Linked DNA regions of Homo sapiens: region 1 is linked to region 2. A link is a loop called in an ENCODE intact Hi-C map of the cell type or tissue named here. Cell type or tissue: OCI-LY7. All regions are shown on one strand. Each heading gives the region's core, and the rest is flanking DNA. Links, peaks and the distances in the headings are about the cores only. Region 1 has its middle 4.3 kb from the start of HECW1. Region 2 has its middle 58 kb from the start of HECW1.

Region 1 (5,387 bases), core at 242-5,241, 54 kb after region 2:
ACTGCTATGAAAACAAGACTGGAATAGCCTATTACAGGATGAGTGACCATATGGAACAGAGCCAAGTTGTCCCAGATGAAGTTGTCCTAGATGAGCCAGCTCCTAGGAAACCTGCCAACTGCCCACACAAAGGAGCCCAGCTGAGATCAGCTTAGTCTGGACTAGATCAGCAATTTATAGTGGATTTATAGACTCAGGAGAAATAGTACATGGTTGTTAACTAAGTTTTGGGATGGTTTGTTAGGCAGCAATAACTAACTGATGCATTACATTTAATCACAGGAGCTGTGTAAAGATCCTTGACATAAATGCAAATTACACTTCAGATATGTTGGAATGATTTACTTTCCTACCAGGAGAAATACAAGTCCTAAAATGAGGAAAAAGGTATCTCAATTTAATTTGCACTTAATTGGGTCATAGGGCTATTTAAGAATTTTTCATGCATTCATTGCAAATTTTAAATCATCCATCAAAGTTTTTTAGTAACTTTTGCCCACTTTACTTTTGTGTAATTTGGTTTAAAAATTTTTTGAGTAAAACTTAAAAAAATTTGCAATATCTCACTTTCCTCAAAACACTTTTAAACTTAGTCATATACATTACAGCCTGTTGAAATCTCCAAATGGACTTGAAAAGAACATTACTGATGGAATGAGCTAAGGAATACTGAAGGCTACCACGTATTAATCACAACGTTATAAACTTTACATTTGTTATCTCACTTGACTCTCAACAATTTTTTTTTTTTTTTTGAGATGGAGTCTTGTTCTGTCGCCCAGGCCGGAGTGCAGTGGCACGATCTCAGCTCACTGCAAGTTCTGCCTCCTGGGTTCACGCTATTCTCCTGCCTCAGCCTCCCCAGTAGCTGGGACTACAGGCGCCTGCCACCATGCCCAGCTAATTTTTTGTATTTTTTAGTAGAGACGGGGTTTCACCGTGTTAGCCAGGATGGTCTTGATCTCCTGACCTCGTGATCTGCCCGCCTCAGCCTCCCAAAGTGCTGGGATTACAGGTGTGAGCCACTGCGCCCAGCCAACAATTTTTAAGGTAAAAATATTCATAAGTAGTTTTATAGATGAGGAAATTGAATTTAAATAAATTGCAGAAGAGTACAAAGAAGTAAATAATTGATCGAAGTTTCAAACCCAGGTGATTTGCCTTGTGTCTGTACTCTTATTATCACCCTCTATTGCTGTTCCTAAATGAAGGCTTCACCTTTCTAAAGGCATTTGTTTCTAATTTCTTTCTTTTTTTTGGTCTGGCTGTGTTTTAATGCCTAAACACACTTTGATTAGGTTAGTGAGAAACTTTCTGGCATATGATAAATTGTTGATAAGCATTCATAGTTCATACTTGTGTGTCACTTTTCTTAGTCTCGTGCTTTTTAATAAGTATTTTGATGGAAAGGTGGGTGAGGGCAAATTAGCCAGCTGCCATCCTCATCTGACACTTGTTATCAACATCTCTCTCTTTTTTGAATTTTTAATTTTAATTTTTGATCAACATATATTAATAATCTAAAAGTATTACAAATAATAATTTGTAAAATTTATACACTGTATATTTTGCTTCACAATATGTTTTTCATTTATTTATGTTTAATTAAAAAAAAATAGAGACAAGGTCTCATGATGTTGCCCAGGCTGGACTTGAACTCCTGGGCTCAAGTGATCCTTCTACCTCAGCCTCTCAAGTAGCTAGAACTACAGGTACATGCCACCACACATGGCTTTTGCTATATATTTAAATGACAAATCTCGTTGTTTCCGTTCCTGGCTTTAAAAATCTTTAGGGTTCTCCATTACTTGCCAAATGAATTCTAACAGCTGGAGCAGGGCATGTTTGGCCTATCACGTATGTCTCAAACCTTTGCTTCCAGTCTTCTCTCTGACACCACTCTCTTTGCTCCAGTCAAATTGAACTCTTCACCAAGTACATTCCCAAGTACATTCTGTTCTTTCTGTCTTCTGCTTTTTCATGTATGCTTTTCTTTCTTCTTCGGATGTCTTTTGGTCACCCAACAAACTTCTGTTCTTCATTCAAAGCTCTATTAATAGAGGCGTTTCTAGCCTCCCTAGCCATATTAGAGTGGTTGCTCCTCTCACACTGATAACATGTCCCTCTCTCAGCACCTGTATCATATTGTACTTACATGTTTAACTTGACCACAAGTTTAGTGTGATTGATATTTACACTGCCTATCATAAAGTAAAAGCTCATTAATAAATTTTTTAATTAATAAAATAAAAAATACGTGCAATAAATAGAAAGCATAGCTGGTGAAAGAAGGTAGAAAAAAGAAACAACAGGCATACAGATTGGAAAGCAAGAATAAAACATCCTCTATTCACAGACAACATAATTATCTACATTGAAAATTCCAAGAAATCTATACAAAAGCTACTAGAATGAATAAATGAGTTCAGCAAGGTCACAGGATACGTAAAAAATACACACACACACACACACACACACTAATTATTTTTTTTCTATTCTACCAGTGAATGAGTTTTTATGTTTTTTTATTTTCCATATTTTGTGGTGCCTTGACATCTTAGGGACTTTGCAGGCTTGGAAGAAACTGCCCCTCCCAGGGCTAGCTAATTCCTAGAGATGGCAAACAACTTGTCTGAGAGCCCACCATTCATATGTAAACCAACCAATCCAGAGTCCATGCCCACAACCACCTCCTTTGTCCAACTCACATAGCAAACCAATTTCCCTTGCCCTAAGTCTCCCCAGGGACAAGTACAGGACAACTAGAGACTACCTCTGTAGCCCACAGCCACTGAAATTATTGGAACTATCAAATCCTAGACTTGCTCAAACTGGCCTGCCCTGCCTGGCCATTCCGTACCACAGCATACAAAATAGAGGCTCTGAGCCATGCTCTCCCAGGCTTCTGCCTCCTGATTGACCCAGGAGCTCCCCCTGTGGCCCTGCGCGGTATGCCATGCCTCCTGTTTCTAGGGTTCTGTGAGTATAAACTTCTCCCTTCATGAGAAGCATTTCCATGTCTGTATGTCTGCATGTGCATACTTAATTAAAACAAATCCCAGGTACACTTTAATACAAAGTGAAATTCAAAATTAAAATCAATACCTTTTACAATAGTACCAAAAAAATGAAACTCTTAGAATCTACATGGAAACTCTTAGAATCTGTGTAGAATTTGCATACTGAAAACTTCAACTACTGATGAAATAAATCAAAGGAAACCTAAACAAATGCAGAGAAATGCTAAGTTTGTGGGTTGAAAGGTATTCAGAAATTGGAAGATTGTTAAAATGTCAGTTCTTCTGATATTCATCTATAAATTTAACACAACTGCAATCAAAATCCCAGTGGGAATTTTTTTGTAGATATTGACAACCATTTCTAAATTCATATAAAAAGGCAAAGAAATGAAAATAGCCAAAATAATGTTTAAAAAGGACAGAATTGGAGGGTTCACACTACCTGATTTTAAGGCAGTATACATCTACAAAATAGTGTACTATTTGTAAAACAATAGAAAGACAGATCAGAGGCACAAAACAGAGAATATAGAAAGAGACCCCTACAAATCTAACCAAGCGATTATTGAAAAGTTGCGAAAGCGATTCAATCAAGAAAGGATCTTTTCAATAAGTGGTGCTAGAAGAATTGGACATCCCATGTGCAAAAACAAGCCAACAAATAAAAAAGTCACCATCCATAGCTCACACCTAAAAAATAATAAGAATTCAAAATGAACCAAATACTTAAGTGTAAAATGTAAAATCTTGAAACTTATCAGCAAAACACAACTCTTTGTAACCTTGGTTAGTCAAAAGAGTTCTTAGATATACCAAAAGCATGATCTCTGAAAGAAAAAGTTGATACATTGAACTCCATCAACTTTAAAGACATTTACTCTGTGACAGAAACTACTAAGAGAATGAAAAGACAAGCCACACATGGGGAGGAAATATTCAGAAAACTTATCTGACAAAGACATTGTATCTAGAATACAGAAAGAACTCTCAAAAATGAACAATATAAAAGCAAACAACCCACTTAAAAATGAGCAAAAATTTTGAGCACTTTACTACAAATGATAGACGGATGGAAGAGAAGCACAAAAGTAGATGCTCACCATCATTAGTCATTAGGAAAGTCCAAATGACAATCTTGTATTATTGGCTACAATTTGCTCCTGTGCAGAGACTATGTGAGATAGCTTCAACAGCTCGGTCTTTTTCCTCCCCTAGTTATAGTGCGTTCACTTCCGACATTATGTTGAAGGCCTATCCCCAAAGATAAAGCCCCGGATTGGTTCAAGTTATCGTTTTCTCAGCATTGTAGGGACCATTTGTGAATGGTGCTCTGTTTGCTAATCTTTATCTGCATGTGGCCTGAGATGAGCAGGTGAGCAGGCATGTCACCCCCTCCCTGGGTCCTCCTGGGCCTCGAGTTACAAAAGGTGGAAGATTCGGTTGCATGGGCATTATGATAATACAGGTGTTTGTATATGCATCTCAAAACCTTCAACATTCACTTTACGCCATTATATAAGGTTAGTATTAGGAGGGACGCACTGGGACTGTGACTTATTATTTATAACAGTATTTTGAGTACATTAGAAACTTAATAAATATGACTACTAGGATGGCTTTAAGATTCATGCCATGTCTTTTCCTTTCTCCACCAAATACTCTTCTCTTTAAGGTTAGGGCAGCTGACATCTGTAAACTCCAGATTCAAGGTCTTCTGCTTGAAACAAGACTTAAGGAAATTACAGAACTAACATAGCCTTTTTGCTTTCTTCTGTAAAATAGGATCATGCTACCCAGACTACAGGGGGACTGTTAGGAATAACAAACAAAACAGGCCAGGCATGGTGGTTCACGTCTGTAATCCTAGCACTTTGGGGGGCTGAGGCAGGAGGATTGCTTGAGCTCAGGAGTTCAAGACCAGCCTGGGCAACTTGGCAAAACCCCATCTCCACTAAAAATACAAAAAACAAATTAGCCAGGCATGGTGGCACACACCTGTACTCCCAGGTACTCGGGAGGCTGAGGGGGGAGAGTTGCTTGAGCCTGGGAGGCGGAGGTTGCAGTGAATGGAGATTGCACCACTATACTCCACCCTGGGCATTGGAGTGAGACCCCTCACAAAAAATAAAAATAATAAAAATAAAAGGGGACAATACACAGGAGTCTGTATATGCTGCCATTGCACCTGACATGTAGAAGCTGCTCTACAAGGCTTCTTTATCTACTCAGGATGTGAAACTTTGTGTACTGCTATTTTAATATCTTTTGTCTTCAGTATAAAAAAAGCAACTCCTCAGGGGAGGATAAAGCACACCACAAGGATTGCTACATCAATAACCTCTATGAGAGATGTGGACTTGTCAAGTC
Region 2 (5,387 bases), core at 90-5,089:
TTTGGAAGCAACCTAAGTGTCCATCAACAGATGAGTGGATAACGAAAATGTGTTACATACACACAATGGAGCACTATTCAGCCATAGAAAACAATGAGAACTTGTCATTTGCAATAACGTGGATGGAACTGAAGGTCATTATGTTAAGTAAAATAAGCCAGGTACAGAAAGACAAACTTCATATGTCCTTACTCATTTGTAGGAGCTAAAAATTAAAACAATTGAACTCATGGAGATAGAGAGTAGAATGATGGTTATCAAAGGCTGGAGAGTGTAGTGGGGTGAAGGGAGGATGGTTAATGGGCACAAAAATATAAATAGATGAATAAGATATAGTATTTGATAGTACAACAGAGTGACTATAGTCTACAATAATTTATTATACATTTAAAAATAACTGAAAGAGTATAATTGCATTGTTTGTAATACAAAGAAAGGATAAATGCTTGAGGTAGATAAATACCCCATTTACCCTGATGTGATTATTATGCATTGTACACCTGTATCAAAATATCTCATGTACCCCGATATAGTTTGGATATATGTCCCTGCCCAAATCTCATGTTGGAATATAATCCCCAGTGTTGGAGGTGGTCCCTGGTGGGATGTGTCTGGGTCATGAGGGTGGATCCCTGATGGCTTGGTGCTGTCCTCAAAGTACTGAGTGAGTGAGTTCTCGGGAGATTTGGTTGTTTAAAGTGTGTCCTATCTCCACAACTCTCTCTCGTTCCCACTCCTGCCATGTGAAATACTTGTTTCCCCTTGGCCTTCCACCATGATTGTAAGCTACCTAAGGCCCTACCAGAAGCAGATGTTGGTGCTATGCTTCCTGTTAGCCTGCAGAAGCATGAGCCAATTGAATATTTTTTCTTTATAAATTAGCCAGTCTCAGGTATTCCTTTATAGCAATGCAAGAATGGCCTAACACATACCCCATAAATATATACACCTACTATGTACGCACAAAAATTAAAAATTGGGCAGACACAGTGGTTCATGCCTGTAATGCCAGCACTTTGGAAGGCCAAGACAGGTGTATCACTTGAGCTCAGGAGTTCGAGACCAGCCTGGGATACATGGTGAAACCCCATCTCTACCCAAAATGCAAAAATTAGCCAGGCATGGCCAGGTGTGGTGGCTCACACCTGTAATCCCAGCACTTTGGGAGGCCAAGGTGGGTGGACCACCTGAGGTCAGGAGTTTGCAACCAGCCTGGCCAACATGGTGAAACCCCATCTCTACTAAAAATACAAAAAATTAGCCAGGCATGATGGCACATGCCTGTAATCCCAGCTACTCAGGAGGCTGAGGCAGGAGCATCACTTGAACTCAGGAGGCAGAGGTTGCAGTGAGCCAAGATCGCACCATTGCATTCCAGCCTAGGCAACAAGAGGGAAACTCCATCTTAAAAAAAAAAAAAAAAAAATTAGCCAGGCTAATGGTGGTGCATGCCTGTGGTCCCAGATACTTGGGAGGCTGAGGTGGGAGAATCACTGGAGCCTGGGAAGTCGAGGCTGCAGTGAGCCCATGATTGCACCACTGCACTTCAGCCTGGGTGACAGATGAGGCCCTGTCTCAAAAAAAAAAAAAAAAGAAAAACTGGAAAAAAGTCAAAGAATGTGGGATTCAGCAGGGGGAATATATGTCTAATGAAATCTTTGGTTTAAAAAAATGTTCCAGCCAGGTGTGGTGGCTCATGCCTGTAATCTCAGCACTTTGGGAGGACGAGGTGGGTGGATCACCTGAGGTCAGGAGTTTGAGACCAGCCTGGCCAACATGGTGAAACTCCGTCTCTACTAAAAATACAAAATTAGCCGGGCATGGTAGCCCGCAACTGTAATCCCAGCTACTAGGGAGGCTGAGGCAGGAGAATCGCTTGAACCTGGGAGGCAGAAGTTGCAGTGAGCTGAGATTGTACCACTGCACTCCAGCCTGGGTGACAGAGTGAGACTCAGTCTCAAAAAATAAATAAATAATTTAAAATGTTCCCAATTCTAACTGGGAGACGAATACATTTTTTAGGCATTAGATTAAAAAGGATTTTAACTCACCGCTTCAGTGTCAATAGATGACGTATCAACATATATTACTAAAAAGAAGTAACAATGACTACCATTGCCTTAATCTTCCTTTTCATTTCTAGCATTATTATGTCCTAAATAGGTGGCTTGGAAACTACCCTTCATTTTCCAGAATAGCATAAAAACATCAAACGTACGTTACCACCAATACAGTGGGTGTCTTGGAAACCATGCAGGAGTCTTTAATCTCCTGGCCACAATTTTTTTTATTCTTTCTGGCAATTTTAGGGAGCTCACTAAGAGCCAAATGTTATCATAGTTTAGCCTAAGCAGAAAATAAAAGTCCCTTGAGAGCTTACCTTATGGTTTTTAATAAAGTGCTTTCTCACTTTCATACAAGCTAGACGAAGTTAATTAGTTTGGATATGAGAAGCTGTTCCCTGTCCTCTTTCCCCTCCAAGCACTAATTAATATTAATGAGTAAAAGGATAAAATTACTAAGTACTCCTATAATTGTACTCGTGGATCATTTCCATAGGATGATCCTGAAATCCAGATAAATAGGACTAAATGCAGACTATCAACCATGACAGAGTTGCCAGACCTTGCTATAGATTTCACTGAAAACCCTGATAAGAGGGCTCTCCCCACCTTTAGGAAAGGATTTAAGAGGATTATTTTCCAGGAACTGATTGATTTTCTAATAGTGATGTTCCCGCTTTCCCTTCCTCCTTATTGCTTTCTTTTTTTCTCCCTCTTTGGCAGGGAGAAGCAGCGAGATTTGAGATTCTGCCATGCAAATTATTTTAACTCTTTAGATGCAAAGCTTTCAGGCTTTTATCCCAATGCTTCATGAGACTAAGAAGACAAAAGAGAGCACCACATTTTTTTGTGAAGTGAAGCTCTTGAAGGAGGATGTCAACAATGTGGTAAAATGGAAAGCTGGTCTGCAGACTGAGAGATGATGTTAAGATTGGTAAAAAGCAAGGCCCAGGCTCCTTTGGCCGCTCCTGCAGGCAGCTGAAAGTCATCTTCTGCAAATGTCTCAAGCCCAGTTAGAGTTAAGGTGTTTTCAGCATATTAATTAGGCTGCCAGGCTTGAGACAAAGGAAACCCATGTCTCTAGGGAATTACATCACTCAGTTGTAACCACCTTCGCTCCCTGGTTCTGGTATCACTGGGACTGAAACCTGACCGAGAGATGTTTCATAAGGGTTAAACATTACTACTTTCCCACTGAATAGTAGAGTAAGGCATTTTGTGGAGATTCTGGGTCTGAAAAATGAGGAAAGACTGTAAGGAAATGAAAAGGTAGGCGTCTTTTAAAAGGCAATCTATTGTGTTAGAATAAAACCAATAGTCATTTGTAGCGAAATGTATATATACTCATGAAAGCTACACCTGTATGTATTAAGAAGCTTTAAAAACAGGAAGAAGGTCTATGCCATACATACTCAAAACGCTTTTTTTGTTTTTGGTTGGTTGGTTTTCTTTTTGTTATTGTTGTTTGAGATAGAGTCTTGCTCTGTCACCAGGCTGGAGTGCAATGGCGCAATCTCGGCTCACTGCAACCTCCACCTCCCGGGTTCAAGTGATTCTCCTGCCTCAGCCTCCCAAGTAGCTGGGACTACAGGCGCATGCCACCACACCCGGCTAATTTTTGTATTTTCAGTAGAGACAGGGTTTCACCATGTTTGCCAGGCTGGTCACGAACTCCTGAACTCAGGTGATCCACCCACCTTGGCCTCCCAAAGTGCTGGGATTACAGGCATGAGCCACCGCGCCCAGCCATACCCGAAAAGTTTTAAGCATCTTGGTTAACAAGATAAATAGGAGCTATATGGCTGACTGACAGAATCAGGGGAAAAAAATAACTCCCAATTATATTTACAAGTAATTAAAGATATGGCTAGAATGCATTCAAATGATGGAAAGTCTCCATAATATTTAAGCTCTGCCTGTTTCCCTCACAAATGTCTTCGTTACAGATTCTAGCCTCATTAAGAAAGCCACACAGAAATAAAGAGATTCTAAATAGGATAGTGGCAGAGCTTGGGAAGGGTTTGAGGGATAGTCTTAGGGTTATAAATAAAAACAATGGGCTGGGCGCGGTGGCTCATGCCTGTAATCCCAGCACTTTGGGAGGCCGGGGTGGGCAGATCGCTTGAGGCCAGGAGTTCAAGACCAGCCTGGCCAGCATGGCAAAACCCTGTCTCCACTATTAGGTTGGTGCAAAAGCAATTGCGTTTTTTTTGCCATTAAAGTAATGGCAAAAAAATGCAATTGCTTTTGCACCAACCTAATAAAAATACAAACATTAGCTGAGCATGGTGGTGCAAGCCTGTGTTCCCAGCTACTCAGGAGGCTGAGGCATGAGAATCACTTGATCCTGGGAGGTGGAGGTTGCAGTGAGCCCAGAACATGCCACTGCACTCCAGCCTGGGTGACAGAGTGAGACCCTGTTTAAAATAAATAAATAAATAAAAACAGTGGAGCAAGCCTTGAAAAACGCAGACCTGCTGTGTACCCCACAGCCATGCTCCAGATGCTTCCCCTGGTGGTTGCTGCTTCACTGCAGAAAACCTAGGATGGGAAGATGCTGGAGCTCTTCTGGTGAGATGATGTTGTGAACTGTCTTTGCTAGCAATTTACAAAGCCTGATACTTTGATAACTCCTTCTGTCCTTTGCTGCTTCCAGAAGGGTTTAGAACAGGTGGCCAGGGGAAGGGAGTTAATGCTTCATCCCATTTTTCTTTTTTATCCTCTTTATTGCTATTTGGACAAAGATGGACTATAGCTCACGAGTGCAGCCTAACCCCAAATGCTCTCGAAAGCAAAAAGGACTATGTAGAATGTGCACTTATTTATATTAAATGTTAATGATTCAAGCATTTCTTTACTGCAAAATGTTGTTTCTCTATGCCATGCTAAAATAATTCATAACTGTGCCCCCTAAGGTCAGGGTTAGCCAAATAAGTGACTGGCAATGAAGGATTAACTTCAGGGGCTCTAATTCTTTTCCTGTACTATTACCCTTCATTCCACAATTAAAGACAAAGTTTAAAAAACAATTATTTTCAAAAGAGAAAGAATATTACATTCACATTGAGTACATGACATAAAACTTCACTTTAAAAAATGAAAAGATGAAAAAGCCCTTCCTATGCCTTTATGCCTGTCTTTGTTCATGTGCCGGAATTCCATTCTTTCTTATTGGTTTCCTATTAAAATCTTACTCAAGGTTTTGACCGAACTAAACAAAATCTACATTCAGTAGATCCATTGGTTTTGCTCTTCAATCCATTACCATTTGGTTTTGCTGTTAGTATCCCTGGGTCAGAAGTTACCAGCAATGTTCTCCCCCAA

Evidence for each region. Hi-C counts contacts between places; a loop is a spot of excess contacts. Peaks named below come from ENCODE experiments on the same cell type or tissue, not always from the same donor. Only the 100,000 strongest peaks of a DNase experiment are listed, where the experiment ranks them.
Region 1: it touches region 2 in a loop (2.1-fold over the local background); 2 of 110 quality-filtered maps call a loop at or near these places.

Annotation. Positions count from the first base shown.
Region 1 is chr7:43,105,658-43,111,044 of GRCh38, forward strand. No RefSeq gene overlaps it. Among named protein-coding and RNA genes, the nearest start is that of HECW1, 4.3 kb to the right of the region's middle. RefSeq lists an enhancer at 2,230-2,744. In OCI-LY7, for the core only: CTCF peaks have their summits at 2,943 and 3,144; a DNase peak (open chromatin) is centred at 2,924; H3K4me3 peaks cover 294 bases; H3K27ac peaks cover 1,456 bases.
Region 2 is chr7:43,051,771-43,057,157 of GRCh38, forward strand. No RefSeq gene overlaps it. Among named protein-coding and RNA genes, the nearest start is that of HECW1, 58 kb to the right of the region's middle. In OCI-LY7, for the core only: no CTCF peak of the experiment used is centred there; DNase peaks (open chromatin) are centred at 3,131 and 3,451; H3K4me3 peaks cover 1,903 bases; H3K27ac peaks cover 3,679 bases.